Linked DNA regions of Homo sapiens: region 2 is linked to region 1. A link is an interaction called in ENCODE POLR2A ChIA-PET data of the cell type or tissue named here. Cell type or tissue: endothelial cell of umbilical vein. All regions are shown on one strand. Region 1 has its middle 8.1 kb from the start of KLHL8. Region 2 overlaps AFF1 (ALF transcription elongation factor 1).

What was found. ChIA-PET counts read pairs that join two places held together with the same protein. Peaks named below come from ENCODE experiments on the same cell type or tissue, not always from the same donor. Only the 100,000 strongest peaks of a DNase experiment are listed, where the experiment ranks them.
Region 2: POLR2A ChIA-PET joins it to region 1 with 8 read pairs; 4 of 35 experiments call an interaction of 5 or more read pairs at or near these places.

Annotation. Positions count from the first base shown.
Region 1 is chr4:87,226,199-87,231,198 of GRCh38, forward strand. It overlaps a transcript of KLHL8 not described here. Among named protein-coding and RNA genes, the nearest start is that of KLHL8, 8.1 kb to the left of the region's middle. In endothelial cell of umbilical vein, no CTCF peak of the experiment used is centred here; no DNase peak of the experiment used is centred here; H3K27me3 peaks cover 780 bases.
Region 2 is chr4:87,086,960-87,091,959 of GRCh38, forward strand. It overlaps AFF1 (ALF transcription elongation factor 1), which reads left to right. Exons shown (of 21, transcript NM_001166693.3): 6 at 3,025-3,111; 7 at 4,834-4,870. Among named protein-coding and RNA genes, the nearest start is that of KLHL8, 130 kb to the right of the region's middle. In endothelial cell of umbilical vein, no CTCF peak of the experiment used is centred here; a DNase peak (open chromatin) is centred at 2,602; H3K27ac peaks cover 569 bases.

The DNA.
Region 1 (5,000 bases):
TTGTGTTTCCATTGCAATTTGTATTCCAAATGTACGATGTCTGTGAAAAGTACTTCTTTCATTAAGATATAGCTCTATATTAGGCCAGGCGCGATGGCTCACGCCTGTAATCCCAGCACTTTGGGAAGCCAAGGTGGGTGGATCAGTTGAGGTCAGGAGTTCAAGACCAGCCTAGCCAACATGGTGAAACCCTGTCTCTACTAAAAATACAAAAATTAGCCGGGCATGGCGGTGCACGCCTGTAGTCCCAGCTACTTGGGGGCTGAGGCAGAAGAGTTGCGTGAATCCAGGAGGCGGAGGTTGCAGTGAGCTGAGATCGCGCCACTGCATTCCAGCCTGGGCAACAGAGCAAGACTCTGTCTCTCTCTCGCTCTCTCTCTCTCTCTATATATATAAATAATATATATATTATTTATATAAATAATATATATTACTTATATAAATAATATATATATTACTTATATATAATATATATTATTTATATATAATATATATATTATTTATATATAATATATATTATTTATATATAATATATATTATTTATATATAATATATATTATTTATATATAATATATATTATATATATAATATATATTATATATAATATATATTATATATAATATATATTATTTATAAATAATATATATATTATATATAAATAATATATATTATATATAAATAATATATATTATATATAAATAATATATAATATATAAATAATATATATATTATATATAAATAATATATATTATATATAAGTAATATATATTATATATAAATAATATATAATATATAAATAATATATATTATATATAAATAATATATATTATATTTCCTTTCTGATATCATCTTCACATTCTCATAATAGAGTCAATCTGAAAAGTTTATTTTTTGATATGAAAATAAATGCAACATGGCAGACCCTACTAGCTGCTTAAGCAGCATCTTTTTGCCTTCTTCTTTAGAAGGAGAACTCCAATATTGTTAGCAGGATGGCTGAAAGCCCAGCTAAAAGTGCAACTATTGCACAGGACTTTGGGGATGGCTGCTTAAAGGAAACTAATCCAGTTTTAAAGTATCTCTCTCGTTTTTCTTTCTTCCTGGAAGCGATGGCTTGAGTTTTAGTAGCCATCTTGGACCATAGAGTTATTTGACACTGGAGACGGGGCACCACGGTTCATGCCTGCAATCTCAGCACTTTGGGAGGCCCAGACAAAGGAAGCTTGAGTCCAGGAGTTCGAGACCAGCCTGGAGAACACAGCAAGACTGTGTCTCTACTAAAATTAAAAAGAAAGAAAAAAATTAGCCAGTGGTGTTGGTATGTACCTATAGTCCCAGCTATCTGGGAGGCTGAGGTGGGAGGATCCCTTGAGCCCAGTAGTTGGAGGTTGCAGTGAGCTATGATCATGCCATGCAGTCCAGCTGGAGCAACAAATCCAGACCTCGTGTCTAAATAAATAACTAAGTTATTTGTCTTTGGAAGTCATGTATAGGATGCTGGATGAATGACAGAAGGAGCCTGAGTCCCTGATGACCATTAAACCATCATTTTAGTCCAGGATTGCCTCCCTTTGTGCAATGAAAATAAGCTTTTATCTTGCTTAAGCCACTGTGTCAGGGCTTTTGGTTTTATATAGCCAGACCTAACCCTGATTTAAGAGCATACAGAGGTGCATGTGTATTACATTACAGTAAATTATGCAACCCTGTATATTCTCTGCCATTTGATATCAGCCTGATCTCCTGATCCCTGAGGAGGGTAGGAGGCTGGAGTTTGGGTTCAGTCACAGAGCCAGTGATTCAATCAATCATGCCCACATAAATGAAACTCAAAAAAACCCTCTGGATTCCAAAGCTTGGTGGAACTTCCTGGTTGGTGAACACATTGATGTGTCAGGAGGGCAACACCTCCTGACTCTATGAGGAAAGGACATGGAAGTTCTGCGTGTGGGACCCTCTCAGATCTCACCCAATGTTTCTCTTCATTTGGCTGATACTGATTTGTATCTATTAACATTATAACACAGCTGTTATATATATAGTGCTTTCCTGTGTTCTGTGAGTCATTCTAATGAATTATTGAACCTATGGGGGCCATGGGAACCCCTGAATTTGTAGCCATTGGTTCAGAGGTGACGGTGGTCTGAGGACTCCCAAACTTGCTGCTTGCATCTGAAGCAAAGACAGTTTTCTCAGGGACTATGCCCTTAACCTGTGGAGTTGGCACTAACTTTGGGTGGTTAATATTGGATTGCATAACCGTATTATACTTGATTGGTGGCTTCTACCAAAACAGTCTCACTAAAGACCTGGAGGCTTTGGAAGTTCCAGTTGAGAAAAGGATAATATTTGCACTGGAACAAACATGGCTACTCCCAAATTGCCAAGTGGCCTGCCCAGCCTTTCAGGCTTTCTTTACTTTTTTATCAGCAATTTAAGCCTATTCTTTTACTGGGTCAGTGGAGAAAGAAGGTACAAAAGTCAGGAGTCATAAAGAGATCAGCAGATGAAAACCACCAACTGAGAGATAAACTAGGGTTGAATAATCAGACAGGGTATGTGAATTTACTTCCCTGGACTTTGACCATTTTTCATGGAAACTTAAAGATAATACTTGGAGGTTATATTGCAACCTTTTGTAGATGATGTAATTTCTTCCCCTAAATGGTTGCTACCAGTCATGAAGCCACAATCTACCACCCATGTACCCATAATCTTTGCACAGATGGTACAGAAAGAAGCTCAAATTCTCAGCTTCTCTGGCTAAGTGATTCCCCTTGGGAGTTTAAAAGCCAACATTGAACATGGAAATTACACTAAAAAAATTATAATTGCATTTCTTTTTCAAAGAAGCAGAACCAGAAGAAAAACTTTTAGCCTGTTTCCTCACAGGTGAAACTAGACTATTAGAATAAAATAGCCTGTTGTTCAGCCTATTTGGAAGGTTTCAGTTGCTCCTTTTATCATCGGCTAAGACTTGAATTATAGAAGGCCAGAGGGTAATTAGATATATGCCTACTTGGTAGAGGTACTACACAGAGACTCTGCCTTTATGCTTGCAACTGTTGAATAGAAAACAGATGAGGCTAAGCAGACCACAGGACAGATGACATGTGATCACCTCTGCAGCATGGACATTGACCAGCAGCCATTTACACATCAGCCCGAATTTTTGAAACCTCCCTCAGAACATGGTCCTCAAATCTGGAATATCTTTTTCCTTTTTTTTTTTTTTTTGGTGGGGGGGGGTGCAGGGAACAGGGTCTCACTCTGTCACCTAGGCTGGAGTACAGTGGTGCGATCTTGGCTCGCAACCTCTGCCTCCCGGGTTCAAGCCATTCTCCTACCTCAGCCTCCCAAGTAGCTGGGACTACAGGTGCATGCCATCATGCATGGCTAATTTTTGTAATTTTTGGTAGAGATGGGTTTCGCCATGTTGGCCAGGCTGGTGTCGGACTCCTAACCTCAATTGATCCACCTGCCTTAGCCTCCAAAAGTGTTGGAATTACAAGCGTGAGCCACTGCACCTGGCCTACTTTTTTTTTTTTTTGAGATGGAGTCTCACTCTGTCACCCAGGCTGGAGTGCAGTGGCACAATCTCAGCTCACTGCGAGCTCCACCTCCCAGGTTCACGCCATTCTCCTGCCTCAGCCTCCCAAGTAGCTGGAACTACAGGTGCCCGCCACCACCTACCCTTTTTCTTTAGACAAGAATTAAAAGAATATTCGTTTTACCTCCCTCCCTTCTCAACGTGAGCCCTTTCCTCAAGTTTGGCCAAACATCTCACTCCTCCCTCCTCTCAAGTTCATTCCCACCCTCTCAGTCAGGTCACTGGCAGAAAACTCATGGCACACTTCAGCAATTTGAGGAGAGTTTAGTAAAGGTGTGGACAGATTCTAGAGGCAGCTGCAAGGAATAATGCAGTACTTCTGAGCTAGTAAGAGAGCGGTTCCTGGAACCTGGAGAGAGGAAGCTGTATGTAGAGCACCTCTTGACTAAGGTCTTGACAAAGGAAAACAGCTAACTCATGACAACCCTGCAAGAACGGAGCTGAGAGAGAAACACCCCAATCTTCCTGCCCTTCCCTTTGACCTCCTCAAGTGACACTTCCACCCCCAATATAACTGCTGGAAGCCAGGGGACAAGGACTTCTGTCAATTTCATCCATAACGTTTTCTGGCACCAATCAAGGTGGAGAAGGGTGAAGACGAATCTGGAGAGATCTGGAGAGACAAGTAGCACCCCTACTATTAACGTTTTTGTTCAGGCTGGGATTATCACCTAGATCACCTCATTCCAACTGTCATGTAATCCTCTAGTCTGGTCAAGAATTCCACGTATGACCTACTTTTAAACATAGAAATGCCTCTCTCCTCAGTTAGCATTTTTATCTGTATCACTCACACTGACAATCTATAAATCTTTTATTAACACTTAAATGTTTCATGTGTATATAAGTACTGATTATATTATTAGCTCTGGGGACCACAGCTTAAGAGTTACAAATCTATTTCCAGCATCTAACGCAGTGTTAAGCACAGACCAGGTGATCAGAATTGTAATCTTCTCAATTCCTGCCCCTCACTTTTTATCCCACTCCCTACCTGCTCCAGGACAGGCTTACACCTTCACATTATGATGGAAAGAATCATTTAAAATCAGTATTAGGAAGAACCAGAAGCCTAGATGTTAGGATTTTTTGCATAGTATTTTTGCACGCGTCAATATGTATGTTCCTGACATCGGGGCTGTGTAGCATACAAGTGGAATGTGGACTTCCATCTGGAGAAATGTCCAGCCCTTCACCTGGGGGATTTTTCTCTCTGTCTGGGTAGCCCTGGCCAGCACAGCAGGCTAGAAGTACTGAGAAGTTTGTCCTCTCTCCCCTCCCTGAAAGCGGATTTCAACCAGTGACTGAAGGGAGTTGGTGTCTGAAAATCACAGCGGCCTCACCTGCCCGGTGGGGGCAACTCTGAGGTGCATTCTGCCTGGTTTCTCAG
Region 2 (5,000 bases), 140 kb before region 1:
AGGCTAATGGAGTAAGAAGATAGCAGACATACACTGTTAGTTTTCAGGGAATGGTCATGCACTAGGGTCTAGAAAGGGCAACATGCCCTTGGTGGGTGCATGGAGACACCTCAGATTTTCTACTTACAGGCAAGCCTGGCCTCCACAGTATCTTGGGGGATTAATGTGGTACCAGCAAGCATTACCTCAGTGCAGCATTTCCATGATGCTAGTACAATGAGTGGTAGCACTATTTATATGTTCATTTGTTTATTCAACAAATACTTGTTAAGCCTCCACAGCACTAGGATGTTGTAGTGAATAAGACAGAGTGCTTGCTTTCATGGAGATCAGAGTAGGGAAGAGAAATACATAGTGTTGGGTGTTGATGGTGCTGTGAATAATGCAACAGGCCAGTAAACAGAAGGCTAGGCAGAGGGAAGAACTGGTGGAAAATCCTCGAGGTGGTATCAAGTTGGTGTATTAGAGGAACAATTAGAACTAGACAGTGTCTCCAGAGCAGGATGAGCAAGGAGAAAAAGACAGTAGCTGTGGGGCCTGGAGGGCCAGGGCTGACGTAGGTCCCAGTGATTTGTCTCTGTTCATGTGACAAGTCATTGTTAAGGTAGGAAGTGAAATCATGGCCTTGTGAGTCTTTCTGAGCAGCCTCTTCTCCTTAATAATGGCCCCAGTTCTCTTAAGTCCCTCTAGTAAGCTAGGCATGTAGGGAAGTATATAAATCCTTTCAGACTACCAGGGAACCACTTAGGGTTTGAAAGAATTTATGTACTTTCCAACTGCCTGATTTAATAGCTGGGACAGCCTTAGGCATTTGGTGACTAAAAGTCATAGATACCATTGAGATTCCAAATAAATTATTGAAAAACATAAGGGTGATGTTTTCAGATACCTTCTCAATTAATTATTACATGTTTTTGTGTTGTAACATTATAATGGTTCTGTGCCTTAAAGTATTACCAAGTAAATAAAACAGCAGGAAGCTCTCTTTGGTGCAGTATTGAAATTCTTTTAAAACTGGACTTTTAATTAAAAGTTGTAATGCTTTTAATTTATTAAGTGCCTTCTGTGCAGTATTCATTCAGTACGGTACATAAAGTACTCTTACAATACTTTGAAAATAAGTGGTTCTAGTTTACCTCTTAGTGAGCATTGAGGATTAGGGTTCAGATGACTTACTTAGGCTGACATGGCTGGTAAGGATTGGAGTTAGGATTCAATCTGGGTCTTTGGCTATAGCCATTATTCTTTCCAGTATATTTTAGGAAAGATCTCCTGTTGTGTCCTGAACAAAGCAGATGGCCAGTCAGTAAACAAGGGCACGAGTTCACTTTTAACAAAAATTAAGAAAGCCGGCATCACTTACATTACTCGTCACTGTGCGAGGTCGCTGCTGTCTCTCCTGAGGCTGTGGTAACCCACAGAGCTGCAATGGGGAAGGGCAACGGGAGACCTGCACATAGGTTGGAAGTGGAAGTACTTGCTACAGTGCCATCTCCAGCTGTTGCAAGGATCAAATGGCATTTTTGTGGAGATAGGTTAGCCAGGACTTAGAAAAGAATGAGGCGTTAGAATACATCATGTGTTATACAGGTGGAGTAATATAGCATGCTGTGGGGTCGCAGATTGCTGGTAGAGTTGTATGTCAATTTTTTTTTTTGTTGTTGAGACGGAGTCTCGCCCTGTCACCCAGGCTGGAGTGCAATGGTGCGATCCCCGCTCACTGCAACCTCCACCTGCCAGGTTCAAGCCATTCTCCTGCCAAGTAGCTGGGATTACAGGCATGTACCACCATGCCCGGCTCATTTTTGTATTTTTGTATTTATTTATTTATTTTTGAGACGGAGTTTCATTCTTGTTGCCCAGGCTGGAGTGCAATGGCACGATCTCGGCTCACTGCAACCTCAGCCTCCCGAGTAGCTGGGATTACAGGCATGCACACCCAAACCCAGCTAATTTTGTATTTTTAGTAGATATGGGGTTTTTCCATGTTGGTCAGGCTGGTCTTGAACTCCCGATCTCAGGTGATCCACCTGCCTTGGCCTCCAAAAGCTGGGATTACAGGTGTGAGCTGCTGCGCCCGGCCGCATGTCGAGTATTAAGCCAGTTTGCCGGGCAGGTCTGACACATGTGGGAACCACCTTTGACTTCCTGGGGTACCTTGACTCAATCATTTTGGACCTCAGTTTTTTTCAATCTGTAGATGTTGGGGTTGTAGTTAATGGTCTCCAATGCCATTTTGGCCTTTTAGAAAAGTGTGTTTGTGTGTGTATGTGTATTTGCAATTTGACACATCTTTTTTCTGACATACCTGTTTTCAACAAGTATTTTTAGAAAAATTTGTGAATGTGTTTAGAAGAATTCATGTCAAGATACATATATCAATTGTAAGTTTTAGAAATCTTTCCTTCAACTGAGAAAATTGTAAAAATTAAGCTTCTCAATGGAAAAGAAAGGTAATTTTAAGCTCCTCTCCTTCAAAAAAGTTCTTATTTGCTAATAGTGTGTATCAGGGAAGGGTCAAATCCATTAAAACTCTCCCAAGTGGAACAAGTGACCTGAATTACTTGTTTGCTTAAGTCAAACAGGAAAGTTCTTCTTCCTTTGAACTGAAATAATTCCAGGAAATGCAGTAAAGAAGCTGAGGGAGAAAGAATGCATCGAGGAGAGACTGCTTTTCCAGCCCAACCTGTCACCTACAGTCTTCACAGCTCCACAAGCTCTGGCAGTACCTGTTACGTACAGTTTATGTGCTTGATAATATTCAGGGTGTTAAATTCATTCACGTTCTATACCTTGATTGTCTTCTACAAACTGGCGTTTTTTAGTTTTTTATGTTGGAGAGCTTTAACTTTTCAACATAGCCCACTGAAATAGGAGTTGTTTTTTTTAAGTACATGAAATAACTTTTAAGATTGTACTTGCCATTTATGATCAATCCATTCTACATTAAGTTCAAAATGTTAAGTAGCAATGAATGTTCTATTTATAATTTACTTTTTCTTCCCTTTCCAAATATCTTTCCAGGAAATGACCCATTCATGGCCGCCTCCTTTGACAGCAATACATACGCCTAGTACAGCTGAGCCATCCAAGTTTCCTTTCCCTACAAAGGTAATTCCTTAAAAGTATGGCAGGCATTGCATCCACCTTAGTGAAAAGCGTAAGGCATTGCTGTGAGGCAGATTGATAAAGTATTACTTGTTCAAATCTTTGGAAATGAGGTTAAAATTATGATTAATTTAGCTTCTACAGTGCTTCAGAATGCTTTCAAACATTTATTCTGCAACTTAGAACATCCTAGATTTTCATAAAGCTTTATAATTTATAAAAAGCATTCAGGATTTTCCAATACGTTCTCTCATTTGAGGATCCTTACTTTAGAGATGGGAGAACAGAGGGGCAGGGAAATTGAGTGTGTGATTTCTCGTTCAGAATTAGATATATGCACATACATCTTACATATCTCACACTCCCTACATTTTCTTGAGTTTAATGTGATCAGTTACACTAGTGCTGGTTTAATAACAAGCAAATAAACTGCTGACTTGTGTGTTTCTGTTACAGTATTTATGAACAATGCGTTAAAACACTGCCATTCTCCTTTTTTTTAATTTATACTTTTGGATAACCTTCAAAATGTAGAAATAGCACCTTCAGATCTGTGTTTTGTTCAATCTGATATGCATGTTCATTGTTTTATATACATAATACATATATTGAGAGAGTGAGAGAGCTATTCCTTTCCATGATACTGTTGTGAAAAGTAGTTCTAGGCCAGGTATGGTGGCTCATGCCTGTATTCCCAGTACTTTGGGAGGCCGAGGTGGGTGGATCACTTGAGTCCAGGAGTTTAAGACCAGCCTGGGCAATGTGGCAAAACTTTGTCTCTCCAAAAAAATACAAAAACTAGCCAGGTGTGGTGGCATGCACCTGTAGTCCCAGCTACTTGGGAGGCTGAGGTGGGAGAATCACTTGAGCCCAGGAGGTTGAGGCTGCAGTGAGCTGTAATTAAGCCACTACACTCCAGCCTAGACAACGGTGAGACCCCGTCTCTCTACCACCAAAAAAAAAAAAAAAAAAAAAAAGGTTCTATCTACAAAAACTCAAATTTGCTACTTTATATATTTACTTATTTTCTAATAATTTTTAAAATGTAACTCATGGACCGGGCATGGTGGCTTATGCTTGTAATCCCAGGACTTTGGGAGGCTGAGGCGGGTGGATCACGAGGTCAGGAGATCAAGACCATCCTGGCCAACATGGTGAAACACCGTCTCTACTAAAAATACAAAAATTAGCTGGGTGTGGTGGCGGGCACCTGTAGTCCCAGCTACTGGAGAGGCTGAGGCAGAAGAATCGCTTGAACCTGGGAGGCAGAGGTTGCAGTGAGCCGAGATTGCACCACTGCACTCCAGCCTGGGGTAACAAAGCGAGACTCCGTCTCAAAAACAAAAAACAAAACAAAAAAAACAGTGACTCATTATTGCTTGTTTTAAATTAAAGCACTAAGCTCTGTAAAAATATCTTTGTGCAACAACAAAGGAAAAATAAACTCTAGGAAAGAAGAGAAGCAATGAAAGCTAAAATTAGGTTAATCAATATTTTCAACTTATGCATGAAAAAAGTTTGAATAGATGGATAGCTGCAAGTCATAATGAAATAATTATAGAATCTGTGATGGGTAGTATGGGTATTCTCTACACTGTTTCCATTTTTCTAGATATTTGAAAGTTTCATAAGACTATCCTTTTAATACTAAAAGCTCAACGGTTTTCTCTTTAACTTTATAAGCCTTAATCTTTTAATAATTAGATATTTTTATTTTCTTTCTAGGACTCTCAGCATGTCAGTTCTGTAACCCAAAACCAAAGTAAGTAAATTTGAAACTGCTTATTGGATTGGAGAACAAAGCATAGCTTTTACTGTTTAACGTAAAAACATTAGTAAAAAATGCCCCAGCAGAGATGAGGCCTTCCTATGTTGAAAGAATAGGAAAGGAG